2 separate regions of the Mus musculus genome follow, and region 2 is linked to region 1. Evidence: chromatin loops called from intact Hi-C (ENCODE). Cell type or tissue: heart. All regions are shown on one strand. Links, peaks and the distances in the headings refer to the core of each region. The heading gives the core; the rest is flanking DNA.

The links. Hi-C counts contacts between places; a loop is a spot of excess contacts. Peaks named below come from ENCODE experiments on the same cell type or tissue, not always from the same donor. Only the 100,000 strongest peaks of a DNase experiment are listed, where the experiment ranks them.
Region 2: it touches region 1 in a loop (2.8-fold over the local background); 10 of 42 quality-filtered maps call a loop at or near these places.

Annotation. Positions count from the first base shown.
Region 1 is chrX:36,983,780-36,995,238 of GRCm38, forward strand. It overlaps Septin6 (septin 6), which reads right to left and starts at 5,916. Exons shown (of 10, transcript NM_019942.5): 1 at 5,600-5,916. The coding sequence starts at 5,629. In heart, for the core only: no CTCF peak of the experiment used is centred there; a DNase peak (open chromatin) is centred at 5,842; H3K4me3 peaks cover 2,143 bases; H3K27ac peaks cover 1,360 bases.
Region 2 is chrX:36,923,649-36,935,107 of GRCm38, forward strand. Septin6 (septin 6) reads right to left here. Exons shown (of 10, transcript NM_019942.5): 6 at 10,736-10,832; 7 at 6,451-6,619; 8 at 3,134-3,266. Among named protein-coding and RNA genes, the nearest start is that of Gm15008, 19 kb to the left of the region's middle. In heart, for the core only: a CTCF peak has its summit at 7,118; a DNase peak (open chromatin) is centred at 5,343.

The DNA of each region.
Region 1 (11,459 bases), core at 1,947-9,946:
AAAAAAAAACCCAGTTCTTGCCTCTGCGCCAGTGTTCAGAGCTGGGGGCCTCTGTGGTGAAGGAAACCAAACACCACCTCGCACCTCATCATGACTGTGAGAGCGGAGCTCTGCTCCTGTTACCCCAGGGCCCGCTTTAGCAGGGGGAACCGGAACCCAGAGGTTTGTCCCTGAGAAGGCCTGGAAATCTTTCCCTGGTCACAGGAATGACCCAACTCCAGAGCCAGCTGAGAGCCTGCTGCATAATTCAGCAGATGGCTGTCTCTAGTGGGAAGACAGTGGAGAAGAGGATAACGTTGTTTCTCACCCTCCGGAGCATGTGGCCTCCTTCCTCTGTGCAGGCAGCTGAGAAGCCCACGGTTTCAAATCCCCACAGCAGAAGCCGCCTCCTGCCAAACTGAGGAGGAAGGGTCTGTGTTTCTAATTTATTCTGTACCCCCTCCAGTTGTTACTTAAAATAATCCATCATTACATGGCTGGTGGCTCCAAGATTTTTATTTAAAGCAATATGGAGAGAGAAAAAGAAAAAAACCCACACAACCCGTGACTGTGCTATCTTGGATTTGAGCTGAAAAGCTTTTTTACCATCAGAGAGTCTCCATAGCTAACCAAGCTTGCTTTTCTCTGACCACTTTGGGGGGTGTTGGCAGATGCAAGGAAAAGAGGGGGAAATGGGGACATGGCAGAATTTTAATTTCTTAGAAACACCTTGGAAAGACTAGTGCTTTTAAACAGGGAATCTGTGTGCTCTGGTAGGTGTCTCCTTGTTTCATCCACTGACCAGCAATAAGGCTTTGGACTTAAGCCTCCTGCTTGCTGCAGGCATAAAATAAAGAGGCCAGGAATACCTGTCCAGGAAGTTGTTGGGGAAAATGAAGTCATACAGACGGAAGCATTTCAAGAAAGCTGAGCATCTTACATCTATGCATGCTATCCTTTTTCCTTCCCCATCCCCTTTTCTTCTCTCCAAGTGTCTTGAATATACTTTCAACACATCTGTGAATAAAGGTTTTCTCGCTTGTTCATGCTAATATGAAGCCATGGCACTGACAATCCAAAAGTCCCAGCAAGCCTGGAAGTCAGAACTATTGAATTTTGTATTAGTGCTTGTATTTTCCTCTAGCAGACTAACTTTGCAAATTAGTTTTGCTCAAGTTAAAGCAATGGTGCTCTTCCCTTACAGAAACAAGGTGTGGGGGGAGGGGACATACTGGTAACACAACCAGCAATTAATAGAAATTTTATATCAGACACTCCACAAAGTAAATGCTATGCATATGATTGCAGATCAAATTTTCGTTTTATTACACAGGCCTATTAGTGTAGTGTCATGAAGTTTTGTAAATAAATACACCACTACCACTCACAGTTCTTGGAGTTAAAATGTCAAGAGGAAACAGGGCTCGTTCCTGCCTCATTTGGCAGTTCTGCAAGGGGGCAGAGTTCCTTCTTGCCTTGGCCACCACTACACTTCCAGCACTTGGCATGGGATCTGCCAGAGTCTGTGCCCGATAAATAAATGGTGGAGAATGAATGAAAACAGCAGTGGATGAATTGACAAATGAACTGTTCCCAAGCAAGTGGCAGAAGTGTGATCTCACCCATCTTCACAGCTACCCTTTTCCTATCCAGAAGCCCTCAGGAGGCCTCTCCTATCATTTACAGCCTTCATCCATGGCTGAATTAGGTTCCCTGTAATGACTTCTCATGGCAGGCAGTAGCCCTTCTCTTTAGCACTTAGGATAATGATAACTAAATATGGATTTGTAAACACTTTGTTATTGTGCAAATGTGTGTGTGTACACACAGGCCCACAGGGGGGCGATTTGCATTCTATGGTATTTGTGCAGAGGTCAGAGGGTCGTTGATTCTGCATATTCTAGGGATCAAACTCAAATTTCAGACTTTCATGATAAGTGTTTTTTAACCACTGAGCCCTCTTATCAGCCCTACATAAAGATTTGTGTCTGCCTCCACCAACAATAAACTGGAAACTCCTTTGAAGAAAGAAGTCATACACAGAGGGTTAGTGCTGTAGTATTCCTCCAATCTCTCTCTCTCTCTCTCTCTCTCTCTCTCTCTCTCTTCTTCCCTCCTTCCCTCCCTTCAGAGTTTCTCTGTGTAGCCGTTGCTGTACTAAAACTTGCTTTGTAGAGCAGGCTGGCCTCAAATTCACAGAGATCTCTAAGGTGTGCACCACCACATCTGGCTCCTCTAACCTTTTTGGCAACCCTTAAAGGCACAGCAAAGTTGGGAAACTATGTTTGCCCATATTCCCTTGACTTGGATTCAACACCTTTTCACTATTTGGGGCCATGTAAACTTTCTTCAGCACTGTGTCCTTGGGTAGATCTATGGGGTTTAGTTTTTCCTTTTCCTTCTTTTTTTTTGGGGGTGGGATACAATTATTACTTTTAGTGATAAAGAATTAAGGAGGAGCTTCAAGAGGGAAACCATGAGTTAACTGCTGTCCAGAGCACCTGAGGCAGGGGTTCTAGGGGAACCATAGCTGACAGGTAAAAGTCTGTCTCAACTCAAACAAACAAACAGATGTATTAGATAATTATCACTAATTGTAAGACCAGAATGCAGAAGCAGTCTTCTTCTCAATGGCAGGTGGCAACTGGAGGCCAGCTGCTCCAGGACAACCCTGGCTTATGGCAACTCTTGCTGTCCTTGCAAGATGGCTCATTAGGGGCAGTGGCCTGATTGTAACTGGTAAAAGCAACACTGTTCTCATTGTGGGTACGATCTGTTCAAGCCTAGTGATTTCCAAAGCACAGTACTTACAGTCTGAACTAAAACTGCAACATTGAGCCAAGAGATAGAGCTTTTAGTTGACTGTACTGTGCCCTCCTAGGTCACCCTGAACGAGTCAGGCACGTAACCTCTCAAAATACAGAACAATGACAGTTCAAGTCACCTCATAGGTGGGACACACCCCAGGGAACTTTTTATTAGTTCTTTAATTACCTCAGTATCCACAATGTGTGTCTCCAACTAGGCTAGAACCTTGAAAGCCATGTATGCTACTTTTTTTTTGGTATGGTTGACAAGGGCTGGTTGTATAGTACTATTCACATCAGTCAAACAAGTACACTTTGCATAGGGCTCTCATGCAGAATCATTTCTGGAGTTCATTCAGATGAGATGCAACTGAATTACAAATTTCCAAAGGGCCAAATGTAGGCCCTGCCCAACAACTGCCGTGCCAGGTTTACCACTAACAATGTTTGATGGCAGTGACCCTCCAGGGAATCCGTGAAGACGCTGAAACACACATACCAAGACAGTCTCTCACCATGCCTCAGAATTTACTAAGAAGAACTTCTAAATTTGCCACACATAGCCTGGCTCGCTGGTCTTCTCTTCCCAAGCCCTAGACACATGCTCCTTTGAAGAAACCAGAAGCAACGAGCCACCCAAAGACTCTTGAGTTAATTCCAGCTTCCCCTGGTGAATTACAACTTTTTGCAGACACAAAGGAAAGCAGAGAGACAAATGACACATAAATAAGAGCTTCGCTGGCTTGAGGGAGGGAAGCATGGAGAGTGACGTCAGTTTTCCCAGAGACCCACTTATCATGATAACAAAGTCTCAAATGCTCGGTCTGCTCCAGAATTTGCCATACAATTATGTTTTTCAGTTTACAATGTGGTAAGGCCAGCCAGAGCAAAGTGGAGCCACCCCAAAGCAAAATCAAGGGACACCCCCAAACCACCCCCTTGCTGCCCTCCCCATCTGCAGAACAAAGGTGATCTCTGGATTGTTGGAGTTGTGCCTAAGGTGAAGCAACCTTCTGGAATCTTCTCCCTCACCATCATCAGCCTTGCAATCCTAATCCAGGCAAGGGAGACTGGTGAGGTGAGGGCAGGTCAATGCAAATTCATTAAAGCAAGAAAAAAAATCATTATAGTGTTGTGGGTTTTTTGTTTTTGTCACTAAGGATAGAGCAAGTATAAGCCAGGAGATGGATTCATCTTCTTAAAACTATAGCATCTTTAGAATGCAGATAAGAAAGTCACCCTGGTTGTCCTCAAAACACTAGAAGCAACAAATATCACAGCATCAATCTTGAGAAATCTCTCAAATTCCATCATTGTCAAGCAGCGTCTCACAACTGCCTCTACCTTCTACACCATGGCTGCATAAGGCTGGGCTGTACACGGGGTGGATTAGGTTTCGAATAAACCACCCCGTCCTTCCAAAGCCAGACAGGAAATGGAATAAACTTCTTTATCTGTAGAGAAAATGCTATCAGATTGGAGACTCAGATTTAGACAACAAATCAATTGCAATTACACCAACTCCCCAGAGGCTGCTCCCCACCCCCTCCTTTTGCACAGGAGTCTCATTGCACAGGCTGTTCATAAATGGGAGGTTACAGGGTTATCATTTTTCATCCAGCAGTATTTGGGGTAGTGGGCTATGCCTGGCTGCCTTCTACCTCATTCTGCTTCAGCTTATTGTGCTGATGCGCTGGTGGAATTGTCACCACTTTTCATCTTTGTAAGCAAACTTCAGACCTAAAACAAACAAACATGGAACCTCGGGTTCCTGGGTATGATTTCTCTGCACATCCCAGGCTGGAAAACTTTAGTTTTTTAAGATGATTTTTTTTTTCCTCCAGAGTTGATCGCTACCGAAAGAGAGAACACTGCTTCTGCAAGTCTCACACTGTTCTCGTTGGTCTCTACAGAAAGATGTTAGCGCCACAGGTTTTAGCATATAAACCCATGTACACTGAACCCAAGACCGACGCTCAGGGAACCGTCCAGGAACGTGCCAAAATACCCAACCAGCCACCTACAGGCTGGGATAAACTGCATCCCTCCCTCCCTTCCACAGATACACAAATGGGACCCCGTGGGACACAGCACAAGTGGACACAGCATTGGAACACAGGGACACACACCGTAGAGGTGAGCACACAGAAACAGGCCAACTCATTTAGGGTCACATAACCCTGCCACGGGGAAGGCAGGAGGGCGCGCATGCACATATATGCGCACACGCTGATACCCATACAGACGCAGTCACGTATATAATGCATATGGAGAAACCCTACTCCAGCTAGTCACCTCCCCGCCCCCCTCACCACACTCTGCCTTAGGTCCCGGGCTACCCCCCAGCTCCGCGCCCCTCTATCTGAGCAAGCTGGAGTCCCAGCAGGCAGCTGTGGCAGGGGCGCTCCCAAGCTAAGAGGACAGGGGCCCCGGAGGGCTCCAGACCCATGCTGCCATTCATTCGGCAACGCCCCAGCGGCGGGGCCGCAGCTGCAGCAAGGGAGGCGGAGGCGCTCACTGCAGCTCTCTCCGGCGATGCAAGTTCAGCTGCCCGCCAGTATGCTTCTCCAACCCTCCCGCCCCCCCACCCTCCCGCCAACACAGGTCTCCAGGACATGCTGCGGGGAGAGTAGACTGAGCCGCTGACCCCAGGAGCAAAAAGTCCCGCCTTGCCTCTTTGCTCCTGGATGCTACCCCATTGCCCTCCTCGTGGTAGTGGTGGTAGTCGAGCCGCAACCAAGTCTGCTCGGCCGTCCCCAGCCCCACACCCTCAACCCCTAGCCCGGGGACTGGTATCCAAGCCCTACACTCACCACCTGGCGAGCTATATCGGCCGCTGCCATCGCTCCTTGGTCCGCCAGGGCTGCTTCGGGTGCCTCCGCAACGGGAGCTGCTGCACAGGAAACAGAAGAGCTCCTCCGACAAAGAGAAAGTGTTACACTTCGGGCGCGACCAAGTCTGGTGGAGGGAGGTGCCAGGGAGGGGCCCCCTCACCGCTGCTCCAACCCCAACCTCTCCTCTATCACCCACCCCCTCAGAGTAGGTGTGGGGAGGGGACGGATTGGCCGCGCTGCCTTCCCCTAGGGCGAGCCCAGTTCCAGTTCTCTCTGCAACCCGAGTCTCGGCCTCTGTGAAGGGGGCGGGGGCTCCCCTCGGTGACCACGTCCTCCGCCCCCCCCCCTCCCTGCCGCTACTGGGCTCCGTGGTACGTCCCGACCTCTGCTGAATTGTCACACACACACACACACACACACACACACACACACACACACACACCCTGTTTTCCTTTACATCCCTGAGCCCCCAGACCTGAGGCTGGAAGGGTGTCCTGGCTCCTCCCCCTCCTACTCTTTGCTCCTAGGCTGAGATCTGCAGTCCGCTTTCTTTTCCCAGCCCCCATAACCTCTTGTGCTCCCAACTGAGAACCCTGGGTGCCTGGGTGGGAGCATTGGTCTCTGGAGTGTCAGTGCTTTCCCGTAGTCTACCCTAACTAATCCTGTTATCTCCTTGGGTTGGGGAGGGGCGGTGGCAGGACAGGGGTTGCAGCACCTGCAGCGCCACCACATTACAGCTTAGAAATGGAGCATTAACTGGGGAGCTGCAGTGCAGCCCCACAACTGAGCTGGGACTTGTGGAGGACATCGCTCCTGTCCTGAGGTGCAGTAGGAGCCCAGCTCTCCACTACTGTACCAAATAGAAACTGACGTCACTGGTCCCACTCTGGTCCCTCCTCTCAGTATGAACAGGGCGAACAGGGATGCAGAACATCCCACCTTTTAGGTTAGAAGCCAGAAGGGAGTCTAAGAATGGGAACTGAAGGTCTCTAGCTCTGTTGAGGCAGATGCAGATACAGGAGGGGTAATCATTCTGTCCAGTTCCAATCGTTCCTCAATACTTATTCATCCCAGGACCATATGGCTGACCTGGGACAGCTCATAACATCCAAAGGCTAGAAAGATGCCTGCCTGCTCTCCTTTTCCTCCCAGACAACTGCCATTGGTGGCCCTCTTCCTGGCATGCTTCCCACCTCCCTAGCCTTGGAGTCCACCCCTCTCCTCTTCTCTCTCTCTCTGTCTTGGGATTGGCTTTTTTGTTGGCTCCGTATGATTGATGAACTTGGTGAGATATGGTTTCTCAAAGGCCCAGGAGGCCCCCACTTCAGAACGATAGGATCTTAGGTCTCTCTCCTGAGGAGGGGACAGCAGAAAACAAGAAAGAACCAGGGAGAGGGATCTCACACAAAGACCAGGCCTAGAAAGTATAGGGAGAGCAGAAGCAGGGAACCAAAGTGTCTACAATAGAACTGCCCTGGTCCTGCACTGCACCCAGCAGTGAATGCTTCTCGTGTTCTCTCGGGGACTCTTCAAGTAACCTCTACATCCTGAGCACAAGGACTCTCTGAAACGTGTCCCCAGTGCTGAAAGCAGGATCCCATTAAGTGATCCCTGTTTCATCAATGTTCTAGATACTCAAGAGAGTGGGCTAAAAGAGAAGAGCCTGGAACAGTCAGAGGCCACAGGGTGGGTGACGGTATCAAGGAAGAGAAGCAGCTGTAATTTCTGAGACCCCCAGGACCACTTGGGGGAAGGCCTAGGCCCTGGACTGATGTAGTACAAACATATAAAGCCAAGACTAAAATTGAGGAACTGCTTTAAGGTTTGGGCCTCAACCGGATGGGGGTGGGGAAGCAGAGGCGCTGGCTGCTTCCAGGCTAGGCCTCCAGTAGGTAGCCTTTGAGTCTTCCCCTGACAAAGGCTGGCACATAGTAGATGACAAAGGGCCTGGGCCGAGCTCTGTTACTGGCATGGGATTTGGTTGAAAACAGACTTAAGAGCTGCTACAAGGAGGGTTGTGCTGGATGGAGGTTGTGGGGACCCTGTGAAGAGTCATGCCTGCCTCTAGCCCCTACATACACATCCCACATAAGACATCAGAGCACTGGGGACACTTCAGCACAGATACCTTGGTGCCCTACGGAAGTAGCACACTCAGCTGCCTGTCCCTAGAGGGGATGAGAACCTGAACAAGATCTTTGTACAATGCACGACCTCCCAGCCTGAGATAGAGTATGTAATTCAAATCCCCTGCAATGCCCTTGTTGCTTCCTTACCTGCTGTCTGCCATTACAAAGACCGTTCAGTTCTACAGGAGTTTTGGAACTGGTTTGAGTCCGTGCTTCTCAATCTTTTCAGTCTGGCTTATCTTCTCAGGCACAGGGGAGGCAGGAAGACTGAGAAGAGAGAAGAGATATCATAAATGGTCAATTGGTAAGTTTTGTTTCTTCTCTCCTCCTTTTGTGATAGGGAAAAAAAACTTTGGGAAATTAAACACAAAAACAAGAGCAGAGGTTAGGGGGAGAGGCTGGGCAGTTAATTGAGTTGGTAGAGCACCTGCCTAGCATACAGGAAAGCCTGGATCTGATTTCCAGCACCACATAAATCAGGTGTAGTATCTCTACTTACTCATGCTCTCAGTACTTCAGAAGGGGAAAGCAGGAGAACTGCATATTCAAGGTTATTCCAGCTACAAGTCAAGTTCAAGGCAAGCTGGGCTGAGTGAGATTCTGTCTCCGTTATTTTTTTAAAGAAGGAATAGGGGAGGCTTTTTGTGAGGAGGCTTCTGGTAAAGATGAATTTTTGGACTCATGGGCACTGTAAATCCTGACACTTGGAAGGTGAGGCAGGAGGATTAGGAGTTCAAGGTCACGGTCAACTACATAGTGAATTCAAGGTCAGCCTTGGTTACAGGACACCCTATCTTTTTTTTTTCAGCACTCACTTTCTGTGAAAGCACAATTAGTAGTGTTCCTGAAAGGACACCCTATCTTAAATCGTAATAAAAGCATACCTAAGAACATGAGGTACCACAGAGATGGCTCAGCAGATAAAGGAACAGCTTCTTGAACCCTGAGTTCAATTCTGGGATCTACATAGTAGAAGGCGAGAACCAAGTCTTACATTTGGTCTTCTGATCACCACAAGCACACCATGGAATATACACACTACACATTACACACACACACACACACACACACACACACACACACACACGCACACACCCCTTTTAAAGAAGGATATAAATAAGGAAGTCAGCTGGATGGGTGAACAAGTCGAGGCACTAATAACCTTAATTAATTCTATGAGGTCATATGAGAGAACTGACTCCTGAGAGTTGTCCTCTAATCTCCACATGTGTGCCATGGCACAAGTGCACCTTCACACACATGCATGCAGGCATGCACTAATAAATACAATTTGGGAGAATAAAAAGGAAGTAAGGGAGGAAAGAAAGGATGAAGGCGGGAAGGAGTCCGCGTTGTGGATATAGTTCAGTGTCAGCATGCACGAGGCCCTGGGTTTGATTTTTCAGTACAGCAAAGAAAAATAAACAAATAAAAAAGAGAGGAAGAGAAGGTTTAAGAAATTCCAGATCTTAAACAGAAGGGGTGGGACCAGGAGCCAAATAGCTTTAGAGACAGCAAGATAAGATGGGACCATGTCTGGAAGAGCTGTGTTAATGGTAGCAAATTGCTTGGGCTTTTTGCTCCAGAATGGAGGTGCTCAGGCTGTGCTGTCTAAGGAGAACGCCCATCCAGTGTCTCAATGTGTGTCTGCCACAAATGAGATGCTCCTAGAGAAATGAAAAAAGAAGGTGAATGGGTAGAATTTTCTCTATTTTAATTTTTTTAAATGTAAATCTTCCCTAAATATTTGAGAGACGCTCCCACTTACCAGCTAGCAAGCACAAGATGAACGAATGAGTAGTAACTGAATAATAGACAGGCCATCCCAGTGCTGAACATGCTTAATTCAACAGTTTAGTTTTTTCATGGACATCTGTGCTTGTGGCTACGATTTTTATATTGCACACACATAATGTAGACATATTTTTTGTTCATAGAAGTGTTTTATAGAAAAAAATCATTTTATTTCACATGGTATAATTTAATATATCAATTATTTTATGGCATTCTAGAAAGGACACCATGATACCCAGATGCTGTGCTACCTGAACCTGGTAGAGAAATGGTCCTTCGATGGGAGGAGCTGTTGACTTTGGAATGAGGAAGTGACGGGAGCCCATTTGCAATTTGAAAAGGTCACTCTGCCTTCAGCTAGGAAAAAGGAATTTGGAGCAGAGAATGATTGAAGCAGTTAGTACTCCCAAGTACACTGACAGGTCTCAGGATGCTATTTGCTGTGGTCGGCCCATTCAAAAACTTATGTTAAAATGTAGTCCCCTTTGTGAGATATTGAGAAGGTGTACATGTAATCCCAGCATGCGTTTAGAGGTGAGGCCTCGAGGAAGTGATTAGGATTAGATGACATCATCAATGTGAAGCCCTGTGATCGTGAACTATTTTTTAGAATGTAATATAATTATAACATTGAATTTTTAAAATATTTATTTTTATGTATCTGTATGCATGTATCTGTGTGAGTGTATTCCATATTGTGCAGAGATCCTCAGAGGCCAGGAGAGTGTTGGATCCCCTGGAATTAGAGTTACAGATTGTTAAAGTTCAACATGAGAAGAAAACTCAGGCCCCCTGAAAGAGCAACAAATACTCCTTACAGATAAGCCATCTCTCCATTCTGATCATGAAGTTCTGACCTTCCTGTCACTACCTGAGTGCTGGGATTATGGGCAAGAGCCAGCATGCCTAGTCTATCCATGTGTCTTAGTGGGTGATACTTAATGTGCATTAGAAGAGGAAGTGGGGATATGGAAAGGCCAATAAACTGGGTACTAAGTTACAGTTAGAAAAAGCAGGATGCTCGAAAGCTAGGCATGGGGTGCATACCTGTAATCCCAGTACTAGGGAATAAAGGCAGAAAAATCATCAAGGTCACCCTCAACTACAAGGCAAGTTGGAGGTCAACCTTGGCTACATGAGACCTTGTCTAAAAAGAAAACAACAAAAAGTTCAAAATTCTAAAAAGGAAAAAAAAAAAACTCTAGCGCTAGGAATGCATTTCAGTAATAGAGCTTTTCTTTAACATGCATTGGGCTCTGGATTAAATCCACAGCAGTGCCCCCCAAAAGTTTTGGTGTGTTATTATGCAATGGTGTTACTATATATAATAATAATGAACTGTACATTTCAAAAAGATGAAATGATTTTGGATGTTCTCACCATAATAGAATGATAAACATTTGATATTTATCATTCAAAATGTGTGTGTGTTTACCTGAACTTAAACAACGTATACATGTATGAAAACATCATGATACCCATTACTATAGCTAGATCTTAACTACCCCCAAAAGGCCAATATGTTAAAGGCTCCACACATGCACTGTGGCATGCTCATGTCCCCTCCTCCCCCCAGAATAAGTAAATACATATTTAGCAAAAGTAAATAAATGAATGAATGAGCAAAAAAAGGGGGTGGATGTTTTGGGTACCTTGAGAGTAGAGGGAGTGGGAGAGAAAGAGGTTAAAGACTGATGGAACTTAGCCTGGTAGTTTAGTATATGAGTCTCCATGGTTGAAATGATGTTTGAATTGAGATCTGAAAATTACATAGGAGTCTGCAAGAAGAGCAGCAAGAACATTCTAGGTAAAGCAGGAACTCCCTATGTAGCTGAGGATAACCTTGCACTTTTAGTTTTCCTGCCTCTACCTCCCAAGTGCTGAGACCACACAGGTGTGTATCAAAATATCCCATT
Region 2 (11,459 bases), core at 2,331-10,330, 60 kb before region 1:
TCTCTCTCTCTCTCTGTACCACCTGTGTGCCTTGTACCCTCAGAGGTCACAAGACGGCATCAAATCTCCTGGAACTGGAGTTAAGGATGTATTAAGTTGTGAGTCACCATACATGGAGCTGGGATCTAAACCCTGGTCATCTGCAAGAGCAACAAGTGCTCTTAACTGCTAAGCCATCTCTACAGACCTGAGACCTCAGTCTTAACCAGAGGCAAGGAAGGCCATTGTGACAAGTGGCTCAGAGAGCCTGAAGCACAGGCAGTCACACTACTAGAATGCAGAAAATAACCTTAATAAATATGCCAAGCATAATTTTTCTTTCTCCTGGGGATTCAGGAGGAAATGTTGCACTCTGTAGCATTTGCGGTGCAGACTACAGGTCAGTTGTCTAGGTGGTGTGGGCATTTGGGACTGGTGCCTAGGAAGGTATGGCAATGGATGAGTTGGCTGTCTAAACCAGCTTCTCCTAATCACTTAAGGGGAGCATCAGTTGCTTTAAACGAGCTTTACTTCATTCAACTTTTATTCATTTCTCTTTAAGATGCCCATACCACTCTTCCTAAAGGTAGTGGGTAACATTTTTTTCTTCTTAAAGTAAAACTGAAATAAAACCAATACCTTTGCCACAAGCTTTGGTGATAACCTTGGAGAGTCAAAGGAAATCAAAGGTTAACAGATTCGGGGATTAATTATATCCCCTGTTTATGTTTTTGAGGGTAGTGATGACTAATTTTGACTGTCAACTTGATGGGTGATTTATAATCACCATGGAAACTAGCCTCTGATGTGTCTATAAAGGAGTATCTAGATTGGGCTAACTGAGGTGGAAAGACCCAGTTTGAAAGTCAGTGGCACTATTCAATGAGCTGGGGTCTTGAACTGAATTAAAGGGAGAAAATGATCTGAGTATCAACAGTCTCTGCCCCGCTCTGTCCTCCCACAAAGTGACCAGCTACATTATGCTTCTGTTACCACAATGAATTGTGAGCCAAAGAGTACGTCTTTAAGTTGCTTTTCTCAGGTAGGTCTTTATCACAAGACCAAAGAAGCAACTAGGGCCCAGAAGGGAAACACTGGCTGATATTTTTAAACTGAACCTTAGGATAATTACTCTGGCATCAGGAGGTGAACTGGTATAGGAGCCTTGGAATAACTGCATATGTTTAATTCTTTCTTAAAGAACTTATTACTATTATGGGCTAGAGGGTGGCTCAATGGTTAAAAGCACTTTCTGCTTTTCTAGAAGGTTCGATTTGGATCTCCAGCACCCACTTGGCAGTTTACAATCATCTGGAACTCCAGTTCCAGAGGATCAATGCAATGCCCTCTTATGGCCTCCTTGGGCACCAGGTACACAAGTGATACAAAGACATGCAATCAGGCAAAAAAACCCACCCATGCACATAAAATAAGGTGAAAATTGATGGTGATGATGATGGTGGTGTGTCCATGTGTCATAGCATGCATATGGAAATCAGAGGAAAACTTTGGGGAGTTGGTTCTCTCTTCCCACCTTGTGCCAATATTGTCTCGGCCATACAGCATGCCCTATACTAGCTGCTTATGAACTTCCAGGTGATTCTATTGTCTTGGCCTTCTAGTTCACCATCACGGTGCTAGGATTACAGATGGGTGCCACTGGTATCCAGCTTTTATGTCAATTCCAGGAATTGAGTTCAGTTTGTCAAGATTGACTGGCATACACTTTTACCCACTGAGACATCTGGCCAGCTCACAATGCTTAGAAAGGACCATCAGATCTTGGTTTCAAAACCAGCTAGAATTGCAGTGATTTCTTTTTTTTTTTTTTCCCACTCTAAACCAAGATGAAGGTGTTAGGCGTGACAACCAATGGTAGGGCACTTATCTAGTATGTGGAATGCCTGAGTTCATTCCACCCCAGCCCCACATCAAATAAATATACATCCAAACCAAAATAAATAAATAAATAAATAATCAAGAGGACAGAGTAGGAAATCTAAGTGAACAAGAAATACTCCCACTGTCATCATCTTAGATTTCATCATTTTATCTAAGATGGTGCAGGACTACATTTTTCTACAGTTATCAGAGAAGGTAGGATGGGGCAGGCCAACCATGAAAATGATTATTTGTCTCTACAGAACTCCAAATGTCCAGGAAATGGGAAAAGAATCAACCCTTCTGTGACTGCACTGCCTCCATTGCCCAAGAGAACTTTGTGTGATACTGGAGAGGCTCCGTACCTGTGCTATAGTCAGTGCTAGGGCTGTATTGAACCACTTGCACAAGGACTGAACATTTGAAATGAGCTATGAGAGGAGCTAAGCTTTACATATTATGGTGCATTTAAAAATGGCTAAGAGTAGATTTTTTAAATGCCCCAACTCCCAGCAGTACTAGAGATTTTGAACCTAGGGCCTCAAGTATGCTATACAAGAGCTCTACCACTGGGCTACATTCTTAGCCCCCTTACAACTTTTCTTATTTGGAGACAGCATCTCACTAAGTTGCCCAGGGAAGCCTTGAACGTGGGTTCCTTCTCTGCTCTTCCATATTGAGATTATAGGCCTGGTGGGTAGACTAGGCTTAGATTGTAAATGTTTCCAACAGAACTAAAAAGATAAACATATGAAGTGACTGACTGATTTATTTGTCTGATTTAATAATTCTACACTATAAACACTTACTAAAGTTACATCATACTTCATAAATATATGCAATTATTATTGTCACTTAATAAAAAAATATTTTGGGGCACTGTAATACATGCTTGCAATCCTAAGACTCATGGGGCTCAAGCAAGAGTATCTAAAATTTGAGGCCAGCCTGGGCTACATATAGAAACCTTGCTTCAAAACCTAAATAAATAAATTAATTCAAATGGAAAGAAATGCCCAACTGCAGCTAGTGGCTACCATGTTGGATGACAATGGCTCTAAATAATGGATAGAATGAGAAAAATGCCCCATCCTTAGGAAATAAAGGTCAAGAAGACACAGATGTCATCAGATTCCCTGTCTGTCCAAACTGCACTCAAGTCCTGCCCAAAGCTTACAAGCCCCTCTCCCTTCTAGTAGTTCTGTCTGTCAAGGCTGAGGCCCCTCCTGCCATGCTCAGTCAGTCTCTCCTCCCTTGCCATAGTTACGTTTACCTCTTTTTCAGCCTCCTTGAGCTCCGCTTCTTTCTCTTTGACTCTCTGGACAAACATCTGCCTCATCTCCTCTTCTTTCTTCTGGAGCTCCCCAAGGAACTCATTTCTCTTTGCCTCATATGTCTCCTGCAAACTGTAGATAGGATCAAGTCAATTCCACTGCCTCTGGGGCAACCCCTGGTCAAGAAAATAGGCCCCTCTCTTCCCTAATTCTGACAGAGAAATGTAAAGTGAGAAGCACAAAGGGGTGGGGTGGGGCAGGGCAGGACATCTGGCTTGGTATGCAACAGCAATATTCCAGAGCTACTGGAGGAGCCATAGGACCTAACTTTTTCTGTCTCTGTCTCTGTCTCTGTCTCTGTCTCTGTCTCTGTCTCTCTCTTACAGATGAGGAAACTGTGGCTCATGGAGGAGAGTGAGTCTCTGAAGATTACACACCTAGTTAGAGGCAGAAGCTGTGTCTCCTGTCTTTTCATTTAAGGCCTCCCTCCCTCCCTCCCACTGTCTTGCCCTGCCTGGCCCTGGCTCTGAGACAGACCACACTGATTTCCCACTTCACCAAACACTTGCTGAGATTTTACCTAGCACCTAAGTGACCAGTGTGAATAGACATGATGCTAGCTGCTCACCATCTAGAGCCCAGAGCCACCATGCCTGTCCTAAAGGAACTTAGGGTGTAATGGGGGGAGGCCCAGGTTAAGACAACTGCCCGACCTGCACTTATTTTTTAAATACTAGGAGTCAGCATGGTGAAGGCCAGTGCTCCAAAGACAGAAGAAAGACACAAGTGAAGATTGGTGTTCCTGGGGATGTGGTCATACTTGAACAGGCCTGGGGACATCATGTGACCCATGGAGGAGTGAGAGGGGAGGTTCCTGAGTCTGGAAAAAGAAGACAGGCTTTGGGTGCCACATTTAAAAAGTGGACATGTATTTATCCATCAGTCAAAACATGAGAAAGTCCACTTGGCTATTTTAGGAAGGGAAAGTTCCAGCAATTCAAGTATAAAATGGAAGGCTCTTCATGTTAAAGGCTGGTAGTAAATGGAGTGATCTGGAGCAACAGTAGGGCTGAAGAATTCTCAGGACTTGGGTGGGGGAAATCAAGGCTGATTCTTGGCAGCTCTTCCTGCTCAGACTTACCTACTTTCTTAAGTGTGTCTTACTTTCTTTGCAAGCACCTTTCTTTGAATCTTAGTGCTTACGATCTACAATAAACTCTTAATATACCCCCAAAAGAATCTGATTCAAGTTTCTGCCTTGGGCCACTAGATAGATGGCAGAACAGGAATAGCAACAGGAAATGCTGGAAAAGGAGGAGGAGGAAGAAGGAGTAGATGGCAGATTGCTAGAGCTTCAGATCAGGTATCCATAGATACCTGAGTGAAATGTCCAGGGTGCAGTTGCATCAATAGGTTCAGAGCTCAGAGGTAAAATTCTAGCTTTGGATTCATCAGATAGCTTGGTGGTGATTAGGGCTGTGAGAATAAAAGAACCAGAACAAAGAGATGGGAGTGTGAAAGAGCAGAGGCTTGTGGAAGGAATCCCGAGGGAGCACCAACATTTAGAGGAGGAAGCTAAAGAAAATGAGCTTGAAAGCAAGAGCAAGGAGGAACAAGACAGAAAGGGAGAGAGACAAGGCTGGCCAGGGCAATACTGCAAGAGCTAAAGGCACAGGGTGTCTCAAGCCAAATTAATGTTTCACATTAAAATCAAAGCTAAAAATCAAGTCACAAGGGAATTGGCCACCAATCCACAAGTGCAGGCCTTGGAGAGAATTTTGTAGAGAGCTGGAGGCAGGCAGAAGGCAGATTGTAGTGGGCTGAGGAAGCGAGAGGAGGAAGATAATCAGGAGCTACAGAACTGTTTCCTTCCTGTCAGAGACAAACCTCTTGACAGGTGAGGAACTGGCCTAAAAAAGTACTCTCTTAGTGGGGAGCATTTACAAACAAGATGGACAGGAAGGGTTGGTGAAGAGGGTGAAGAGGCAGGAACAGGTATTAAGTGGGGAGGAGAGGAAAGGCCAGGACTAAGTGGCCAGGTAGAGGCACACCTCCTTCCGGATGCAGATGGAAGCTGCGGAGGTGAAGGAGAGAAACAGGAGATTCCATCAGAGACAAACTAGCTCCTTCCACTTCAGGAGCTCTGGGGCCCTGACCTGCCTGTCCACAGAGAGCTGGCAAGCTGCCATTCCCAAAGCAGCCATCCCCCAAAGGACTGCTTGTATGGTGTCCTGGGTCCCTTGGGCTATAAACAGATTCTGTGGGATCCCAGGGGCCATTTGAAGGCATTTTCCTCCCACAGATATCCCCCCCCCCACGGCTTGCTCACGGATGTCTGACATTTCCTGAAAGGAGATAGAGCCACAGTAAAGGGCAACACATGCTAATTCAAAATGCAGGGATAATGACGCATACTGTATATACAGAGCAGATGCTTTCGTTGGTCTATGGCTCCCACCTGCATAATGAAAAGCACTTTAGATTCTGATTTGAGGAAAACACCAGTGATTATTCATCGTCAGTGGTCAAAACAAAACTCACACTGAAATGCTAAGGCAGTGGGGAAGAGAGAGCATCATGCAAATCACCAATACAAGCCAAGTAACTACTTCTTGGTCTTTTTTTTTTTTTCTTATCTATTTATTTGGTGTTAGGGATAAACTCAGTTTGTGCATGCTAGGCAAACACTCAACTACCAAATCACATACCCAGCTCTCCCCTTTTTTCTTCTTCATTTTGTTTTTGTTTATTTTTAAAGGAATGCTCTTGCTATGTAGCTATGGTACAGTACTTGCTAAGTACCCCAGGCTGTCCCCAAACTCATGGCCATCTTTCTGCTTAGGCCTCCCCAGAGCTGGGATTCCAGTGCTGCGCCACTCTGCCTGACTTTTTCCTATCTGGTTTTGAGAACGGGGAAGTTGGGGAAGAACATATTGGGAAGCTGTCTTAAGCAATACGAGAGCCAGATGAAGAAAGTGGGAACAGAGGGCAGTTCCTAACTGCCACCCAGTAGAACAAAGCCCCAGCACCGAGTCCGTGTAAGCAGGGCTCACTACAGCAGCTATACATGGGAGGGAGGGGCTGAAGTAGTGAGTGATCAATCAACAGAGTGGTTCCTCCAGGCCCCCTCCTTTGTCTGTGTCTCTAAGCAAGGTGCCAGCTGTTCTGGCAGCTGTGCAGACATAGAGAGGGAACACTCAAGCAGCACCAGTGATCTAGGAGTTAGTGAACCTCCACGCCTCACTTCCCCTGCTGATTATTCAGGGCAAGGCTTCCTGAGCTAGAGCAGGCTGACCTGACCTGGCATAAGAGGTACCTGAATGGTTTGCTGTCAGGGTCGGTGTCCTTGAAGCCCATCTCCTCCAGCTTACAGCGGCGGTACAATTCATAGTGCCGGGCGTGGGTCTGCTCCCGCAGATCCTCCATGTTGACCCGAATCAGCATCTCCCGCAGCTTCACAAAGTCGCAGTGAGCCTCGTTTTCAACTGCATAGCGGGTATTGGGGCATTGGATGGATATGGAAAGGAAGGCCGGCAGAGGAAGAAATGGATGAAGTGAGAAGTAAAATGTCTAAGGGTGACAGTGCTTTGCAGCCTGTTTATACGGCGCCTACAAATTTAACCACCTAATTCTATTTCCTGTGAACATTGGGAATGAAACATTATGAAAGGGCAATAGTAAAAACTTTACTACTGTGAAACTATCTAAGAATGTGCGTTAATGCCACCAAGCAGACTTCCACAGGAATATCTGCTTTGCACTGCTTCGCAGACAGACACACATCTGTCTAACCAGGCACCCCAGTAAGTATTCCTGGAATCTCAGTTCCCAGTATTATGTGTAACCCTGAGAATTAAGAAATGAAGTCTTGGGCCTATGCTTTTAGGAAGCCACAGTTTAGTGGGAAAGCACGTGTAAACAGAACAATACAACACAAAGCCAAAGTTACAAACATGAAGGTAAGGTTGCAGTGCCATAAAAGCCCAGAAGAGGGGGACCTACAAACTCCCAGGAGACTGTAGCATCCCCATAGACACAACCTCTTGGGTGACTCTGGAAGGAAGAACAGAATTTATCAAGCAGATAATAGAACACAATCCCCACCAGGCCTCCAAAAGGCTAGGCAAGTTTATATGGAGGGCAGGTTGCAGAGTCAGGCTCCAGAAGCAGATAGTGTAGGGGAAAGACCATAGGCAGAGTCTCCAAAGAGCAAGGAAAAAGAACCAGGATAGCAATAGGTGGTGGGGACAAGGAGGGGCAGACCCCCTGGGTGGCCCATATGGGAAATAGAAGCTTTCAAAGAGGTGTTTTTGCCAAGGGTGGATAATGGCATGAGCATGGCAATCCTAAGCAGGAGAAAGTGTGTACCATTTCTTTGCCTTGAGGGCAAAGGTATTCATTTTGGATGGTGAGCAAGAAGGTGAGGGATGTGGACTAAGTCATAGCAAAGTGGATTTCTGGCTAGAGCAATGTTGTAAGTAGAGCTCTGTCAGGATGTTTCCAGGTCTTCTCCACTGTGTTGGGTGGTAGTGTTTGGCCATGTACAGGAGGAGAGTAGTGTTTGAGATGATAAACAGATAAGTTAGCCAAGATTCTGTCTCTCAGGGTCTGGAAGAGGACAGTAGGGACAGAGAGGAGGGGTTCTGGAATGACAGGGTTGAGAATAGTTGTATCATCATAGATGGTCAGATATGGTCATCAGAAGTATTTGTCCAAACTCCAGGGTGGTCCATGTACTCTTTCTGCTTAAGGCCCCTTACATGACATGAACCCTACCTGTTGCCTTAGAATACTGGTCCCTAACCTTCCTAATGCTTCTACCTTTTATCACAGTTCCTCATGTTGTGGTGACCACCAACCATAAAATTATTTGATACTTCATAACTATAATTTTGCTACTGTTATGAATTATAATGTAAATATTGGATATGCAGGATATCTGATATGTGACCTCTGTGAAAGAGCCATTTGATCCCACAAAGGGTTGTGACCCATGGGTTGAGAACTGTTGCCATAGAACATAAACTAGTATAACAAGCTGCATCAGTAAAGTAACTTCTCAGGACCAAGATATATGTAGCTGCTTCTCCAACTGTGGACTGCTATCCCTGGTCAGTAGGAATGATTCCAGACCCAGGCATGATAGTGTGTGTATACCTGTAATTTCAACACTTAGGAGGTTGGCTCAGGAGTGTCAGGAATTCAAGGCTAGCCTCAACTACACAGTCAATACAAGACCACCTTGGGCTACATGAAACCCTGTTTAAAAAGTGAGGGAGTGGTGAAAGAAGGAATAATTCTAAGTTTTCTTTAAGGTTTCCAAGCAGTATTCAATTGCTTCTTCACTCAAAAAGAATAGTCAACTCAGGAGTAAAAAACAAAACAAAACAACCCCTGAAACCACTACCACCCCCCAAAAAAAGTTTGGGATAAGAGCAGGGCAGTCTAAGTTGGGCATGGAAGTCACTGGACTAAGTCATAGCAAAGTGGATTTCTGGCTAGAGCAATGTTGTAAGTAGAGCTCTGTCAGGATGTTTCCAGGTCTTCTCCACTGTGTTGGGTGGTAGTGTCTGCTGGTTTGTCTCCTCCCACCTCAGGTTCCTGTCTGTCAGGCCTCAGACTCCAAAGAGGGTGACTCTTGGTCTAGAAGCCACTTGCCAAGATTCCTACTGTAACACCCCCCCCAGCTCCAAATGGCAGGGAAGCACAAAATTTAGTGCAGCTCTGACCATCTTCTCTTACCTATGGGACATCCAGACAGGAGATGGAGCTCAAAGACAGAGCACTCATCTAGCATGCATGAGGCTCTCAGTCAGTTCCATCCTCAGCACCACAAAAGGAAGAGGAATGAAATCCGGCTACTGTCAGTGGGTCTTTGCTGTGCCTTGAATCATTCTGGCCTTTGTGAGCGAGATGCACAACTCACTACCAACCTTTGCTTTTTTGAAGCACTGTCCAATGCTGCCTTTGAACTCACGACCCTCTCATCCCAGTTGCCCCCCTCCATCCCTCCCACTGCTGGACTTACAGATGTATGCTACTCTTCTTGGGTGCCCACTCTCTATTATTTGTCCAAGGGTTGGGATGAATTTACAGAGAAACTGCCAGCTATGGCACAGTTTACAGCTATAGACTCAGATCCTTAAACTTCTGCCCACTGCAGTGTCCTAGAGCTTGTATGATCTACTAAACTGCATAGCATAGCATAGCATAGCATAGCATAGCATAGCACAGCATAGCATAGCATAATATGTCTGAGGCACACTACCAAAAAACCTGTGATGAATGGATGTAAATATATATCTGATTCTTTAAAATTATGAAATAATCATATATGTATGTATATATATATATATATATATATATATATATATATATATATGTCCATGAAATAGGTATGTGCAATTTAAAGCAGTTTTAAATTTAAAAATTTTTTAAATATCTCCACAACTGAAAGTACTGTTACCAGTACCTTGGAAGGCCCTGCTGGCCTCTTTTTGATATCATGTCCCTCTCTCTATTCCCTGCCTCCTCTGGCAATGAAACGTTAACGCTATCCTGCCTGTGGGTTTATCATTCATTTGTATATTTTTAAATTTTAATTTATTTTAAGTGTGACAGGGTGTGGGTGTGTATGTGTGAACTTATGTGAAGGTTGGAGGACAACCTTCAGATGTCAGCTCTTTCCTTCCACTGTGTGGCCTCTGGGGATCAAACTCAGGCCAGCAGGCTTGAAGGAAAATGCCTTTACCCCTCCCCCACAAGCCATCACGCTAGTCCTGTTTTTAGAGAATTATTTTAATTTATATTTTTTGCAGTGTGTGTGTTTACATGAGATGCCTGCAGAAGTCAGAAGAAAGTTCTGATTCCATGGAGCTGGAGATAAAAGCAGAAGTGACCCTTGTGACTCGGGTGCTTAGAATGGAGTTCAGGTCCTCGGCAAGAATAACAGGTGCTTTTTACCTCTGAGCCATTGTTCCAGCTCTTGGTGTGTGTGTGTGTTTTAAAACTGTTTTATCATTCATTACTTGTGCATGAATTCACAAAAACATATTATCATGTTATTTTAGCTTGCTTCTGGAATTCATATCATACGCAGGCTTGTGTGATTTTATTTAGCTCAGCGTTGTGTTTCTGAGATCCAGTCATGCAGACGTAGCTATCACTCATTCAATTTCACCTCTGTCTAAGATCCCATGATATAACTGTTTCACAAATTATCCAGTCTATTTTTATGGACACCTCATTGTTTGTAATAATTTATCATTATTCTCTGTTGTGAACATTCTTGTGCCTCTCTTAGGGACACACTCACTTGTATAGTCCTTTCTATGCTGTGCCAAGTCCATTTGTCTTTTGTTGTATTTGGAGGTAGTTACAAGGGAGTATTTTCTTCATTAGAGACAAAGGGAGTCTGCTCACATCCTAGAATCCAGGCACAGGGCCAGAGCTTGCTGCTCGTGACCCCCTATGGCTGTTTGAGACCTAAACTGAGTAGCAGAGGCAGGAGACAAACTAGGAACTTGTCATATCATGGCAGGGGGGCATCAAAAACACAGAGGAGGGGCTCTCTGAGCACAGCCCATCCACAGGAGACTCACCCTGCACAGTCCCCCAAGGATACTGCCGAGCCCGCATCATCTTGTTGCCTATCTTCACTTCTTCTGTGCTGCCAACAACAGCAAACGGCAGGTGGGCCTGGAACAGAGGCAAACAAGCACTCAGAACTCCAGAAGAAAGGCATCAAGCACCCCATGATGCAACTGCTGCTCATCTCCAGGCCTTTGGGTGCTCCCTCTACAACATCACTCATTGCATCAGCACTGGGAGGCATTCAGTAAGCTCCAGAGCTCCACAGCTATGTAGGGATAAGAGGCCCCCTTCTCTCCTCCCTGCTCTGGAATTTAAGATAACAGATAACAATGGCATGGTCTAACACATAGGGAACAGAGCAAGAGCAGGAGCAGGAGCAGGAGCAGGAGCAGGAGGAGCAGGAGCAGGAGCAGGAGCAGGAGCAGGAGGAGCAGGAGCAGGAGCAGGAGGAGCAGGAGCAGGAGCAGGAGGAGGAGCAGGAGCAGGAGGAGCAGGAGGAGGAGCAGGAGCAGGAGCAGGAGGAGGAGCAGGAGCAGGAGCAGGAGGAGGAGCAGGAGCAGGGAGGAGCAGGAGCAGCAGGAGGAGGAGGAGCAGGAGCAGGAGGAGCAGGAGGAGGAGCAGGAGGAGGAGCAGGAGGAGCAGGAGGAGCAGGAGCAGGAGCAGGAGCAGGAGCAGGAGCAGGAGCAGGAGCAGGAGCAGGTGGCTATAGCCACAGTCACAGTTGCTGCCGGC